Linked DNA regions of Mus musculus: region 2 is linked to region 1. The links are chromatin loops, found by intact Hi-C in ENCODE. Cell type or tissue: left cerebral cortex. All regions are shown on one strand.

Region 1 (8,000 bases):
AAACAAACAAACAAAAAAAAAAAACTTGTACTTAAAAGTCTGCTTACTAAACAACTTATGAAATTCAAGAATTTTACACAGAACAAGTGGCAATTCATTTATACTAATAGTAAAATGATCAATAGCTTGTCTTCAGATCACAGGGCCAGAGCATCACCATAGATAAAACAAGGTCATTCACATAAACATTTTTTACTATTTTTGGATAAACTTGCAAAAAATTTAAAATGCATTCAGTTTGAATTAGAATTTTGCTACCTGAATGCACATAAAACTGCTACCTGCTAACAGTTTTATTAAAGAAACAGAACACTTTAGTGAGGAATGATTGGTTTTCTAACACACAAACCTTGTTAGGCTAATAACATTTCTAAATACATACATACTAGTGCCACTTTCTTTTGTTTTATTTCCAAGACAAAGGCCTCACTATGTAGCCCTGGCAGTCTAAAACTCAAGAGATATGTGCCCACCTCTGCCCATCTGCTGGGACTAAAGGCCTGCACCACCATACCTGGCCTGCCACCTATTTTTAAAAACCATGAAATTTTAACAAGAGTCCACAACCAGGACTATTATTGTTTCTATAAATGGAGGAAAAAACTGTATGCAATAAATTGTGTGTTAGTCTCACCACCTATACTGATATATAAGCAAATAGGGGGAAAGTAGCTCACTCAAATGGCAAATTAAAAAAAAATGTTTTTATACTGATTATGCCATAAACCAGGCTGGTTTTTCTAATGCTCTCACTTACACTTTTTTTTTTTTTTTTTTTTAAGATAGGGTCTCTCTACTTTGTCTGGCCTAGAACTCACTACTGTAGACCAACTACCTCACAGGGATTGATTTTCTTGCCTCTGCCTTGTGAGCACTAGGATTAGAGGTTTGTTCCAGTCATCTAGGGCTGGGCAGGAGGACAATTCAGGCACTGTGAAGCAGAAGCAGAGGCAGGGAGAGCTTTCTTTAAAAAAAAAAAAGAAAGAAAGAAAGAAAGAAAGAAAGAAAGAAAGAAAGAAAGAAAAGAAAAGAAAAGAAAAGAAAAGTCAAATCAATCTATAAAAAATAATTTTCCTTAAAGCTACCAGAATGTTAATTACAATTACTAAAAAGCAGTTAGAATTTTAAACCATTTATCTGTCCAACAATAAATATCCTAAAAAGGAATTTATGTAGTTATGAAAAGTGTTCCAATAATTGAGACTTTGAAGGACAAACCTGCTCATAATCTATTATGTCTAAAATACAATACAAAATGACCACACTAAGAGAAAACACATTAAAAGGGCACGATGGCACAAGCCTTTTACAGAAGCAGAGGCGGGTGGATCTCTAAAGTTCAAGGCCAGCCTGGTCTTCAGAGCCACACAAAGAAACCCAGTCTCCAACCCCCACCCTACAAAAAAGTAAATACAACCAGTACAAGAGACTGCTTGAGTTTCAGAATGGTGGTAGCACTGGCCTTTAATCCCAGCAGAGGCAGGCAGATTCCTATTAGGGCAAGGCCGGCCTAATCTACACAGTGAATTCTAAGTCAGCCAGGACTACCTAGTGAGACCCTGACTCAAAAATCAAAGGTTTCCAGGTAAAATGATATTCCCTTAGTTTATGTTTCATCTCATTAAACAAACAAAAAAAAATACCCAATGTCTCAAAATGTTAAAAAGCAACACAGTGTATAAATATTTTTATTTAAAAAAAAAATTGTGACGCCACCATTGATTGAAAGATGACAACAGGGCAGCTTCAGCTACAAAGCTGTAAGCCATGACATTAGAGCCTGTCCACAAAAAAGAAAAAAAAAAAAAAGAAAGAAAACAAAAACAGCAACAAACAAAAACACCCTATCTTGAAAAAAAAACAATTTCTGCAATAAAATATGATTAACATTATTCTATCCACAGTCCCAGGTAATTTGGGCATATAATTTACAACTGCTTATCAGATGATTTTTCTAACTTATGTATTGCTCTGTTCTCAACTTAAACCATTCGTTAAAAAATAAAAGTAAAAAATATTTACCTCTGAATATTTCCTTAAGTTATAACATAACCCACACTATTTTCCTAAGTAAACAACTGAGGAGATCTCTTCAACATTAAATTCTGAGAACCAAGGCTAACCTCTGAAGTCTACTGGCAGTGACAAAAATCCGTCCGTTAAGTCGGGGTAGCAAGGAAAAATAACAAAAATAACACATACTCCACTTTCTACTCAATCAAATTACGCATCCAGCAGTTCCAAAGCCCCCTCCTATCATCCTCTCGAATATTTGATCTTGTATCTTACATCGAACTGAGATGTTTCAATTTACAACTGTGAAAAGAGTGCTAATCCGGTCTGAAGCACAGAGCAGTAACCGGGGCCCAAATCGTCTAATAAATAGACTGCGGTGGCCAAACGATCGCAAGCGTACAATAATAAAGAAGTTTTAAGGTTACCCAAGAAGCGGCCGTTAGAGACCCTTTCCGGCCATAGACACCGGCCGGCGAAATGCGCGGAGGCGGGGAGGGGGAGGGGAAAGGCGGCGGCGGAGGAGGAGCTGGGAAGGGAACTAGGCCCGTCCCTGGTGGACGCCGGGCCTCCGAGTAGCTGGAGGGTAGGGGGTGTCCAAACGAGGGAAAGGTGACCGTCTTAACTGGAAGAAAGAAACGGCGTGTGCGACACCGCGGAAGAGACGATCTTTCGCGAAAGGAACGAACGGGGAACTGGGGGGGTGGGGGGGGGGGCGGAAAATGGATCCCAGGCCCAGGCGGGGCCGTAGCGGGGCCTGAGCCGAGAAACGACGGCGTTCCGTGAAAGATGCCACGGGAGGCTAGATGAAGCCCTAACAGCCCGCGAGGAGCAGAAAAGTCTGGGAAGCGTTTACCTGGAAAGCTCCTGTTGTATTTCCCGGAATTTACTGACCACGAAAGACCTGAAAACCTGCTCGATGTCGGCCGCCATGGCGTCCGCTCCGTTCTCTCAACTACTCCTCGCTAGTCCTCCAGGCTCCCAGCATGCCTCGGGAGGAGGCGCAGCGGCCAATTCCTTTTATCCCTTTCCTGATTGGCTCGTGAGGGAGCGTCCGCACGGGCTCGCTCCACCCACGAGCCAATCAGCGAACACCGGCCCGCTCTCCTCCGCTGTTTCTGAGCCGCCGGGGTAGAGCTGCTGACGTTTGCGCCGCGCACGAACTCGGCCGCCATGTTAGTGGTTGACGCAGGCGCCATTACAGGAGAAGTCGCTCCCGAGGCGACCGCGACAGCTTCGGCTGTTGATCCCCTCAGCCTGCGGGGACTCCTAAGAGGCTTTCTATAGGGAGTAAATGCCTGAGATTAGAGGCCATGGAAAAAAAAAAAAGCTGGGGGACGAGAAAAGCCTCGGCTTGTCCGGCACGGAGCTCGAACGCGTTTGTTGCAAGCGCCAAGTTTACTTTGGTCAGGGAGACGTGCATGAGAAAGAAATCCCCGTCCCGCGTCCCCACTATGAGTTGGAAAGGAGCCATTCCCATTCTGCCTCGATGCTTGCTATAACCGGCCTCGCGTAGTTTTTAGCAAAGGCTGGAGCGTCTGAGCGACCTGCGTTCTAAACGCAGTGCGCTTGAGCTGCTCCGGAGTCCAGCCCTGGCCGCTCCGCCCTGGCGCTTGGTGAGCAGCCACAGTCAGGCAGCCTCGGCTCTGCCCCCAGTGTAGGAGGCTCTGGGGTAAACGCAGGGACCTTAAGTGACAGCCCCTGACGAGCATCATCAGCTCTAATCGTGGTGCCAGGGATTCTGAGCCCGGCTAGGCAGCGGGCTCCGACCGCACCCTAAGGCGGGAGGAACCCCCACGGGTCGCCTCGCGGGCGGGGACCTAGGCGGGCTGCGGCCAATGAGCAGCCGAGTCCATCGGAGGCGGGGCAGAGGCCGGGGCGCGCTGGATTCCCCGGGCCAACTTCCGGCGGGTGCGAGTGGCGGGTGCGAGCCGGAGCTGCGTGGCGGGGCTTGCAGGTGCGTGAATGCCTTAGTTCTTAAGATGATGCGTGGACTGCCTAAACGCTTTGACCCATGGGTTTAACCTCAGCGACCGGTGCTACTCTTGAAACGAAACTGGCGTGACTGGCGAAAAGCCCACGTGCTTTGCACGGCCTTGATGGAGGTCGGCCAGGTAGTTCTTTCCCAGCTTTCTAATTCTGAGGCCGGGTCCAGGTTTCTGTGCATCTCTGCCTTGTAAAGACAGACCCTGTACACCGATGGTTTTTTTATCCGCTCTAGTTTTATCACAGTAACTAACCATTTACCTGGACCACTTTCGTATTTGGTTTCTACTTTTTCAAAACAAATATTTGGAAGTGGTTTTAACCGATTCTTTTATTCTCTCCTTACCCTATTCTCTTGTTCTCGCTATAAATTGCCTGTTAGTTAACTGACACCCAAGAAGTTACAAAAGACTCTCCGAGTCTCCCGGCTAGTAAGGCCTTGACACCGGAGCCCAGGCACCCAGCCGCTGCTGGTGAAGAGACCAGTCCTGCTATTTCACAGATCCTGACTAGTAAAATGAAAATTGTCTTCTTGCACTGCTTTCTTATTCAAGTTAGATTTTTTAAAAAGTTTAATGGCTTCAGCTATTTCTCTAAGAAAATGACACAGAATTGAACTAAAGTCTATCTTATGTGTAGGAGCGTTGTCCCTTACATGTATGTTTGTGCCCACGTGCATACAATGAACGCCCCAAAGAAGCCGGAAGAAAGCATTCAGTCTCCAGACCCAGATTAGGATGTTTGTGAGCCACCTTGTGGGTGCTGGGAGACTAAACCCCAGCCCTCTGCAAGAGAACTAAGTGTTCTTAACCTTACCAGTCTGCTTGGGTTTTCCTTAAATATGTAATCCCAAAGTAAAGGATCAATTTAGAATTTACATATTTCAGTTTTCTTCTTTCCGTAACCATCTTCTACATAAGTAAATATCTTGATAATATCTTTGCTCCCCCCCCTCCTTTTATTGGTGCTAGAATTTGAACACAAGGCTTCTATTCTAAGCAATAGGTATCAATTAGGTATATGAAGTAACAACACATAGCAAATTAGTACTTCCTATTTCTGGGTACTTTGTAGTATACAATATTTTTTTTTAAAGAATTGTTTATTTTATGTATGTGAGTACACTGTAACTGTCTGAAGACACACCAGAAGAGGGCATTGGATCCCATTACACATGGTTGTGAGCCACCATGTGGTTGCTGGGGATTGAACTCAGGACCTCATCAGTGCTCTTAACCACTGAGCCATCTTTCCAGCCCCCCCCCCCCCACACACACACACCTTTTTTTCTTAAAGAATTGTTTCAGTTAATTCTTTTTTTTTTTTTTTTTTTTTTAAAGATTTATTTATTTATTATATGTAAGTACACTGTAGCTGTCTTCAGACGCACCAGAAGAGGGCATCAGATCTCATTACGGGTGGTTGTGAGCCACCATGTGGTTGCTGGGATTTGAACTCCTGACCTTTGGAAGAGCAGTCGGGTGCTCTTACCCACTGAGCCATCTCACCAGCCCCCAGTTAATTCTTAAGAACTAAACTTTTAACAAATGCTTGTATTCAAATGAGATGTTAGTATTTAATTGTGGTTTCTAATAGATTTCCAATCTAGAGACTCCCGTAAGATCTCAAATCATAAGCCTGCAAGCTGTAGACAATAGACAAATGATTCTGCCACTTGTTTTTGTGTGGATACCAAACAAAACTGGTGGGAGGAGCCAGATGTGGTGGCACATGCTTGTAATCTCAGCACTAGGGAAGCAGAGGCCAGAGGATCTCGCTGAAGCCCTGAGACCTGCTGTAGCAAGTTCTCAGTCAACCAGGGATACAGAGGGGAAAAAATATTGAAGGAAACTGGTTGAAGTTGCAGTGCCCAAAATATGCTTAGTTTGTTATGGCCCTCCTGTGCATAATGGCTTCCTGTTGCTTAGAGTGCTGACTAGGCAAGGACCTCTGCCCACTGTGGACATAAATCCTTCCTCTGGGTGATGTACACTCACTTATGTCCTGTCAACATCACAATACAAACTTCATAGTTTGGACAATGCACAGATGGCCCTCAAATATATTTATTTCCTGGCCCTTGACAGAGAAATTGTGTACTGTTAATGCCTGTTCTCTGTGCCACCTCAAGGTTTAAATTTGGGTATAATGACACATGCCTGCTATCCCAGCTACTTGAAGACTGGGGCAAGAATCTGGTGTGTTTTCTTTCTTTCTTCTTTTTTTTTTTTTTTTTTTTTGGCTTTGGAGACAGGGTTTCTCTGCAGTTCTTGCTGTCATAGAGATCACTCTCTAGTCTGTAGACTGGCCCCAAACTCAGAGATCCTCCTGCCTCTACCTCCTGAGTGCTGGGATTAAGGGAATGTGCCAACACACACCAGCACAAAAGAATCTCTTGAGCTCAGAAATTCAGGCCTAGGGTAAGCAAAGTAGCAGGACCCCATCTCCTGAACGAATAAGCAAATATCGAAATCCATTTTCTTGCTAAGGGTTAATAATTATCAGATCTTCCAAAAGAGGAGGGATGTTGGTAGATTATTTCTCAGATAAGGTGCTGTATTAGTATGCAGGTTTTTAATTGGTTTGTTGGGTTTGCTGTTATGATATTACAGGCTAGGTAAATTACAGGGAAAAGATGTTTGTGTAGGCTTATGGTTACGGAGGTGTGTGGTCTCTGTAAGTGGGTCCACCTCCTTAGCACATGCCCACTTTTCCTGAAATGATGGTCATAGCTTTCCAATTCTAACCTCCCGGGGCTTTTTACAGGGGGGGGGTCTGACTTTTTAGCTTATTATTTTATGAATATTTTTCCTGCATGTATGTGTCCCTTGTGCCCAAGGAAGACATCAAAGAAAGGTTCTCTGGATCTAGAGTTACAAACAGTTGTTAGCCACCATACAAATGTTAGGAACTGAACCCAGGTCCTCTGGAAGAGCAACCTGAGCCATCTCTCTAGCTCTTGTTTTTTGGTTTTTTGTTTTGTTTTGGGTTTGTTTGGGGGTTTTTGGTTGGTTGGTTGGTTGGTTGGGTTTTTTTGTTTGTTTGTTTGTTTGTTTTTGTTTTTTTGTGAGACAGGGTTTCTCTGTGTAGCCCTGGCTATCCTGGAACTCCCTCTGTAAACCAGGCTGGCCTCAAACTCAGAAATTGGCCTGCCTCTGCCTCCCAAGTGTCGGGATTAAAGGCGTGCGCCACCACGCCTGGCCTAAATCCCAATTTCTAAATAACGAATCTCTGGATGAAAATGTCACATGTATAAAAACAAATGATTATGTGAAAATCCTATTTATAAATTATGATTTTTACAGCCAGGTATGGTAGCAATCCTAACACTTGGATAGTGGCTAAAACAGGGGGTTTCCCATGAGTTTGAGTCTAGCCTGAGCAACATAGCAAGACTTTCTCATAACAAAAAGAATAGCTGGAGGCACAGCTCAGTGGTTAAGAGCACTGACTGTTCTTCTAGGGGTCTGGGGTTTGATTACCAGCAACTAGTGACTAACAACCACCTGTACTACAAGCCCAGTTCCGGTGGATCCAACAATCTCTTCTGGCCTCCATGAACACATAGCACAGCTGTGGTACACAGGCATACATGCAGGCAAAACACCAGCACACATAAAAAATTAACAAAATGAAACACCACCAAAAAAGAGAAATTGTTTTTCAAAATACATGTGATGTAAAATGTCGCCTATGGTTTACTTTCAGCAGGTGGTTGCATTTTGTTTCTGAATCCCTGCTTCGGAGACAGCCATGGCAGCCCGAGTTCTTGTCATCGGTAGCGGGGGAAGGGAACATACCCTGGCCTGGAAGCTCGCACAGTCTCCTCAGGTCAAGCAAGTGTTGGTTGCCCCAGGAAACGCAGGCACTGCGTGCGCTGGGAAGATCTCCAATGCTGGTAATTATGTTTCAAAATGGGGAGCGGTGGTTAATATTTGATAATAAAAGACGGCTCACATATGCTCTTTAGTAAGGTGTGTTTCTATTTAAGTTTGAATGCA
Region 2 (8,000 bases), 600 kb after region 1:
CAAACCAAAAGGAATAGAATATTAAGACTTCCATAGTTGGGCAGCACAGTAGAGCTGGCCCTACCCTTCTCCCCTCTCTCAACTCATGTTGGTAGTAGGTGAGCGGGCCTTGGGGGCATGAGCACAGGAGAAGCCAGCCATGCTTCTTGTCTGCAGCGCAGTGGCATGGGCAAGGGAGAGATGTCCTGGCAGGTGGGAGACCTGCCCCTGGGTCATGAGAGCAGGAGAGCTGGACCTGCCCCTCACTTGCCGTCGAGTGGGCCCTGTACCTTGACTGGGCGGCATGGCAGAGGTGGCCCTGAGGTTGTGGTGCAGGTGAGCCGGCCCTGAAGGCATGAGAGCTGACTTTGTAAACCCTTGCCAGCAGTGGCATGAGCTAACTGGGGCAGTGCTGGAAAGCTCACGCTGGTGGTATGGGTGTGGGACAGCTGGTGGCCTGACCAGCTCTGCCACCACCCAGGCCTAGCTCCAGGCCTTTGAGTTGTCCCGCCCCAACATCTACCCCATCTGTTAACTGCTGGAGCACGTGAAGGGGCTGCCCCAGCAGATCTAAACCTACAGGATCTCCAGGACACAGGGCAGCAACAGGAGGTCCAAAGGGGGGTTCCAGTGTTGATAGTGTAGCAGAAGCCAGAGGCCTCAAATCAGACCAATGACTCACTGCAGTCAACATTTGCAAGCAAAAACAAACAAACAAAGGTGTGGACAAAGGGTCTATATAGCGGGGCACACTGTGACACACTACAGAGGGCAGGTACGAGGGGTAGGGGAAAGGATGCGATTGTGGTGCACGCTGTGAAATCCACAAAGAACCAGTATAAGGTTAAAAAAATATTTCCAGCATTATGTAAAAAAAAAAAAAAAAAAGGGAAAACCTTGAGGGTCATCAGTTTCTAGAATATTAGACTCCACTTGCTGGATAAAAATAAAAGCGCACAGAGTGTGGCAGGGCTTTGCGTTCACTGCATCCGAATTTGCCAGCTCAGAGCATGGAAGCAATACAGTACCACACACCAGCATCACTACTGATACAAGTAAAGAATTTCCTCACCTTAATTCTAAGGAGAAATAAAGGCATAGTCTTAGAGGACTATTCTACCCAGCAATGAACATTCTGCTACGTTATAGGAACAGGCTGTCCCTGCCAGTCACATCTGACATTGACTCCTAGGTAGGAATATCCTTTCAGTGGTTTGAAGACTTACATTTGGTAAACACTGGTCTCCATTTCAGGATCTAAGGTTAAGTCAGCAAATCAAACCGACCTATTTTGTCATTATTTATGAGTCAATTAACCCATGTGACATTACAATTTGGTGGAGGAAAAAGCCCTAAATTAGTATTGTTGCTTGAAAATACCACTTAAGAAAGAACTGACTGTTTTAATCAGAACAGTTGACTTAACAGTCCTATAGAAACAACGGATGCTGTGATAATACAGCAACATTAAAAAACGAATCAGTCGATTGCACACTCAAAGCTTGGCAGTGCTTTCTCAAATAACTCCTTCCTGATGTGTGGTATACCAGCTGACACTCGAGTCAAGCAGCTGTCAGGGCTCCAGAATTTAAGTTCCACCGGGTCTGTAATATCTGGTTGAGGGAACTTTGGACTATTCAGGCAGCAAGATAATGCTTAGTGTTTAACTTTGCCCTTCTACTACCTGAACGGGTAGAATGGAAAACTTATAACCATCTTTCTTATCTTTAATATTTGAAATGACCAGGGTTCTCCCGCTATACACATCCAATGGGCAGTTTTACAATACGTCTTTTTAAAGCTTCAGAGTTCAATATACTTTATCTTTTTAATCTTTTCCCCCCCTCCTTGAGGTTCTGGGGACTTATGCAGCACCTTGCCTATGGCAGGCAGGTGTCCTCACCCTTTGCTGTCAGCATTTACTGCAAATATATCTCAGGGTGCAGGGCAGGTAAGTGTCTGGAGGTTGACCAAGCGCAATTTGAATCTTTTGTTATTGAAAATGGGAGTCCAGTTTCACCAAGCAGGCTACAGTCAGAACTCTAGCAGTGCTGAGCAGCCAGAATATAAGAAGCAGGAGTAACAGGAGAATAGAAGTCACATAATACTAACTTTTCCTAGTCACTGAGAAAATGGTTGGAGAGGCTGCTTTCAGCTGCACATCTGGGTCCTAGGAGGACAGGTCTCAAGTCTAACCAAAGAGAACTGGAAAAAAAAAAAACCCTACCTAATTATATGAAACGAAAACGTGGGATCTTCTACTTCAGTGTGGAATTTAAATCTCAGTGAAAATCTGAGGGCATGGTATAGGCTAAAAGATACAGTCATGTTTGTTGGTATAAGTACAAACTAAAAATTCTACACAGGGCAAGCTAGGATTTGCAAAACTAAAAGATGCTACCTGGGGCCTCAGCAATTCCATTCTAGCCTCAGAGATGTGACAAATTTTCAAAGCTCTTCAGGATAGTGTTGATTATTACAGTATAAGGAGGGAGATTTCCACTCTGGGGAGTTTCAATGATTGTGTAAAACAAATCGGCAGTCAGAGATTAATAGGAAGGAAGCTAGCACACAGATACACAAATGCATAAGTACAAGGCTCAGCGGTGGAGAGGAAACTTTAGGCACACATGTGACTACAGAACGGGAGTTGAGGCTCTGGGAGACTCGTGGTGACAGGGGGTGGGTGAGTAAAGTGGCCAACAGTACTGTGAATAATACACGCCTCTCCATACAGTACATCTCTTAGGTGACAGAGGCCAATGGGATCCACACCATTGGCCTCTCCTCTGGTGCTAATGTTCCCTAGTTGATGAGATTTCCAGGGTGGTGGGGGCAGCCATGCTTATACAATGGTGTTTCCTTTTGGGAATTCTATCTTCAGGCTGAATGGAGAACTTCAGAGGAGGCCTCTCTCTGCACTTGTTTTTAATGGAAAGGGGAAAGCAAGGCGATGTTAAACAGAGGGCTTACTTTTCCTTTAAAGTTCTCAACAAGCCCAGTGCACCATAGTTTGAGGTTTGGGGATTTTTTTTTTTTTAAAGACATGTTCTCCTTTATCTTAGGCAGGTCTCCAACCAGAGGGCTGGGATTACTTCAATTAACTAGATATTTTTAATGATTTTGTTGTATTGTTTATGTATATTTGCCCACATGCTTTGTACGTGAACTATGTGTGTGCTGCCACACAAGGAAGCCAGAGAGGGTTTTAGGATCTCCTGGAACTGCAGTTAGTCATAGTTGTAAGCTGCCATACTAGGTGCTGAAAACCAAATCTAGGTCCTCTGCAGGAGCGGCAAAGTGCTCCTAACTGCTGTGCTGTCCAGCACCTTTTTACAGATGATGTGTAAACACCATGCTTTTAGCCTGCATTCAGGACACGTCCTGCTGGGCACTACAGGCATGCTGAGACCAGAAGGGGGCGCCAGATTCCCAGGAACTGGAGTTTTGAGGAGCCCTGAGGGTGTGGGTACTGGGACTGCAGCCAGGGTCCTCTGGTTCGAAACTGCAATATTCACCTCTCCAATCCCGTTCTTTTGGCGGGTTTTGAAACATGTAAATAATTTCACAAACACTTCTACCCACGCATCCTGATATGCTCGAGAGAAAGAAAAGATTCAACTTTGGTTATGAACTGGGTAACCTGTGTGTTAGCTCAACCTCATGCAATCTTTTTGTTTGTTTGTTTGTTTGTTTCTCGAGACAGGGTTTCTCTGTATAGCTCTGGCTATCCTGGAACTCACTTTGTAGACCAGGCTGGCCTCGAACTCCCGAAATCCGCCTGCCTCTGCCTCCCGAGTGCTGGGATTAAAGGTGCGCGCCACCACCGCCCGGCTCATGCAATCTCTTTAAGGCCGCCAAGGTTCAGATTTGCCCTCTGTGATATAGTCTGAAAATAAGACAAATCTTCCTTCCGCTTGTTTCAGAAATTCACTATGCTTCGTAAAATAGTTAAAATAGTTGCTACCTAACTTGGCTTTCTTACCAAGCCACCCGAAAACACCTCGCTCTCCTGGGAATGGCTGCGGCAGCAGGGAGATGTATCATCTCTGGTTCTGTCTTCCCCAGACAGTGAGGGTTTCCCTACATAGCCTTGGCCATTCTGGAGTTCCTTATGTACATCAGGCCGGCACCGAACTCAGAGATCGCCTTGCCTCCACCTCCCCAGTGCTGCTGGGATTTAACGTGTGTGCTCCCACGCCTTTGAGAGTGTTTGCGTTGATAAAGCTGTAGAGATGGCAAGTATTAATGGAGTTTCTGATCTGTAGACGATATCTGCTAGCATCGCCTCGCGTTATTAAGAGGCATATTAACCATGGAGATGCACTTTCCCTTCCCAAGCTCAAGTCAACTGACTCGTCCCTCCGCTTCTCCCCGGCCTCCCGCCTCTGTTTACCCTGCAGGCACTGAGTGGGAGGGAGGCTGCCACACGTAACGGCTCCGTATAAGCGCGGAAGACGCATTGCAGCAACACGCTCCGAGACGACAGACTACACTCGCTCCTCTCATCTCGATGATCCTCTTTGTGACCTTTGGAACAACACTGGAGTCGGAGGGTACCATGCCAACAGTCCCCCGCGCCGCTAGAGGGCAGTGCAAAGAGACTCCGCCCAAGTAGTGGGGCGCGAGGAGAGCCCAGGCGCATGCGCAATCGAGGCGGCGCGATAGCTAGCCAGAGCCGCGACGACCCGGCTGGTGGGGGGGAACTCTTGCGACTGCGCGTGCGTGGCGGTGGTCTCCGCGCTCCCTCGTCCTCTCAGTCAGCGAGCGGCTGTGAGAGCGCGGTGACGGCGGCTGGGATGTTCCGAAAGGCCCGGCGGGTGAACGTGCGCAAGCGGAACGACTCGGAGGAGGAGGAGCGGGAGCGCGATGAGGAGCAGGAGCCGCCACCGTTGCTGCCCCCGCCGGCCTCGGGAGAAGAGCCCGGCCCTGGCGGCGGCGACCGGGCCCCCGCGGGGGAGTCGCTCCTGGGCCCGGGGCCGCTGCCGCCGCCGCCCTCCGCGCACCACCCGGGCCTCGGCGCTGAGGCCGGGGGCGGCATCTCCGGCGGCGCGGAGCCCGGCAATGGGCTGAAGCCGCGCAAGAGGCCTCGCGAGAACAAAGAGGTGCCCAGGGCCAGCCTGCTCAGCTTCCAAGACGAGGAGGAAGGTAAGCCCCGGCCCGGCCCACGCGGACCCCAAGCCCGTGCTCGCCCGGGCGCCGCGCCCCTTTCCCCACCTCCGGCCTCCGGATCTGCCTGGGGTTGTGTTCCCGCGCTGCCACCAGCCAAGTCTACGGCCTGTGCAGTCCCTCCTCCGGCTGTCAGAGCCCTGATCAGCCATCCTGAGTGGAGGAGAAGGCTCGATGCTCCGTGGACCCGTTTCCTACCTTGCGAGTTGCAGGCAGCCTGAGTCTCTTGGTTAACTGCCTGCTCTTAGTCGTCTGCAGGCCTCTGTACCTGCGGCTTGTTGGCGTCTCGGTTTAGGCCTCCTTGATTAAGAAGGCCGGATTGTTAAAGAGGAGGACCGAAACCAGGGCTGGGAACAATTCTGGGGCTGCAGCCCTGGCTCCCGGTGACCTTGATCCAATCGCTCCCTTGCTGTTGTCCAGTCTCGGTTTCTCTGTAGAAGTAAATGGGAGGAGCAGATGTCCGCTGTGGCATTGGCTCTTGAAGCAGAAGAGGGACCAGGCTGCAGGGGATTTCGATTTTACTTGTACCTCAACATCATGTTAGGAAAAATTGGATGATTTTCGAAGGTCTTGCGTCATGCTTTCGTGATTCTAGAAAGATGGGTGAATTATCTTTGACCTCTCTGGAATTTTGTTTGAAGGAGATACAGACCAGGTTTTGCATTGTTTGAAATGTCTTGTTCTTGACTTGGATTTTCAAATTAAAGATGAGGGCTAAGTCACTCGAAACTTAGTTTTGCAAAATGATTTACTCTAGGCATAATTTTGAAATAACTGTTATTGTGACCAGAGTTATTCAGACTTGGCAGAATAACTTTGGGGTGTATTGTTTTAGGTTTCTTGACTTAATGTTTTAAGGAAGCATTCTAAATACTTTTTTATCCTGAGATGGGTGAAATATGCCAAAATTTAACAATTTTGAAGTTCCTTGGGTTACTCACTAAAATTTTCATTTAGTTTCTGGAATTGATACTATTTTTTGTTTGTTTTAATTATGTTTTGTTGAAACAGAGCCTCTATACTATAGCCCTGGCTGATCTGGAACTCACTCTGTAGTCTAGGCTGAACTCAAATTCAGAGAGCTGCCTGCCTTTGGCTGCCCAGCTCTGGGATCCCAGGCATTTGCTGCCAAGCCTGGCAATACCCATTTTTGAGTCTGCAATAGATTGCAATAAACTTCAGATTTTGTAATGACTTGTGTGTGTGAAAATATGCTGGCAGAATGAAAACAGCACAAAGGCACGAGGAAGGGAGAGCACTTTCTGAGTTGGTGTCTTACAGACTTCATTCTGTTTCTCTTAAGAAAATGAAGAAGTGTTCAAAGTAAAGAAATCAAGTTACAGCAAAAAGATAGTTAAATTGCTTAAGAAAGAATATAAAGAAGACCTTGAAAAATCAAAGATCAAGACAGAACTCAACACAGCAGCTGACAGTAAGTATCAGATAATTCTTTCAAGTGAGAGAAGATAGCAGTTCCTTCCCACAGGGCTTTGCAGTATATATTGTGAACTCTTTCTACTAACCAATGTCCACATTAAGTTTGCAATACTGTTCTATAATTTTTCTCACACATTAAAAAAAAAAGATGGATTGTTGCTTCTGAATTCTTGCTAATATAGAGACTGTTGTATGGAAAAGGAAGAGAGATTTCCTGTTTGAGCCATAAAGACAGATTATTCTATTTAAAATTTTTATACTGCTGTTTCACAGAGACAGACTTGAGTTCCTCTGGTAGTATTTCCATATTGAAAATAGCTCTTACAGAACGCGTAAGAAGTTGATGTTGGTAATACCAGTACTCAGCAGCCTTATTTGATACTAAGAGGCCAGGGACATTGTCCTCTCAAAACTCAAGTTTAAAACTTTCCCTCTACTTTTTCTGGAGGCAAACATTCTATCAATAAACCAGTCCCAAAGTTTAAAGTGTTTCAAGCAGTTACTTTACATGGTTGTTGTTTGCATTCATTATAACTGGTTACTCTCATACAGATGTTTCAGAGAGATCTTTATTCCAAAGGCTTAAAGAGAGTATTTCCCAGGTTCTCAGCTACAGGCATGGCTTGAATAAGAATACTGTTATATCTCAAGTTTACAGTGTAGCAATGGAGAGTGTTACATAAATATTCAACAGAAGTGTTAGCAGACAGTCTGGCCTGTAGGTCAAAGGTTAACTACACATTTTTAGAAAAAAGGGGACAGCTTTGTAGAAAAGTAGGATGTGAAGCTAGATCATAGATTGGAATTCCCAAAACAGGAGAAAGTGTGGGAATACCACCAAGGAGCAAGTACATTTGACTAGCTCTTTGTGAAGTGAGTAGTTCAGTGTTTGAATGTAAAAGACAAGTTGTTGACGGGTTGTGAATGAAATGCAGTAAGGGTTAGAGCTGGAGACAGGACATGGTAAATAGCCTTTGAAACTGTAACCTGCTGTTAACAGGTGTCCTGAGTTGCTACAAGCAGAGGTTGGAGTCCTAAAACAGTTGAAACTTAGTGGCCAACTTTGAACCTAGTGCCTTAGAAAGTTGATTAAGATTGACATTTTTCCTGGGAAATTGTGGGTGGGTTAAAAGTGATTGCTGTTGCCAGGCAGTGCTGCCAGAAGGCCTTTAACTCCAGCACTCAGGAGGCAGAGGCAGGTGGATCTCGTGAGTTTGAGGCCAACCTAGTCTAAAGAGCAAGTTCCAGGACAGCCAGGGCTACCCAGAGAAACACTTTCAGGAGGGGCGGTTTGCAGAAACTGGCTTTTTGAGAATCATTCCTAGGAAAAATTGATGCACTTCATGTATGCTGTTAGAAGCAGCAGCCAAATTGAAACTTTGTGCCAGGGTAAATGAGAACTGTGCATTGTTGTG

Evidence for each region. Peaks named below come from ENCODE experiments on the same cell type or tissue, not always from the same donor. Only the 100,000 strongest peaks of a DNase experiment are listed, where the experiment ranks them.
Region 2: it touches region 1 in a loop (2.2-fold over the local background); 2 of 42 quality-filtered maps call a loop at or near these places.

The regions. Positions count from the first base shown.
Region 1 is chr16:91,642,854-91,650,853 of GRCm38, reverse strand. Gart (phosphoribosylglycinamide formyltransferase) reads left to right here and starts at 3,882. Exons shown (of 22, transcript NM_010256.2): 1 at 3,882-3,970; 2 at 7,708-7,897. The coding sequence starts at 7,753. It overlaps Son (Son DNA binding protein), which reads right to left and starts at 3,030. Exons shown (of 12, transcript NM_178880.4): 1 at 2,870-3,030. The coding sequence starts at 2,946. In left cerebral cortex, a CTCF peak has its summit at 4,702 (motif pointing left); DNase peaks (open chromatin) are centred at 2,560, 3,090, 3,832 and 4,426; H3K4me3 peaks cover 3,792 bases; H3K27ac peaks cover 2,515 bases.
Region 2 is chr16:91,041,133-91,049,132 of GRCm38, reverse strand. It overlaps Paxbp1 (PAX3 and PAX7 binding protein 1), which reads left to right and starts at 4,754. Exons shown (of 18, transcript NM_026110.2): 1 at 4,754-5,127; 2 at 6,452-6,580. The coding sequence starts at 4,779. In left cerebral cortex, CTCF peaks have their summits at 3,392 (motif pointing right) and 4,563 (motif pointing right); DNase peaks (open chromatin) are centred at 3,369, 4,559 and 5,258; H3K4me3 peaks cover 2,672 bases; H3K27ac peaks cover 2,095 bases.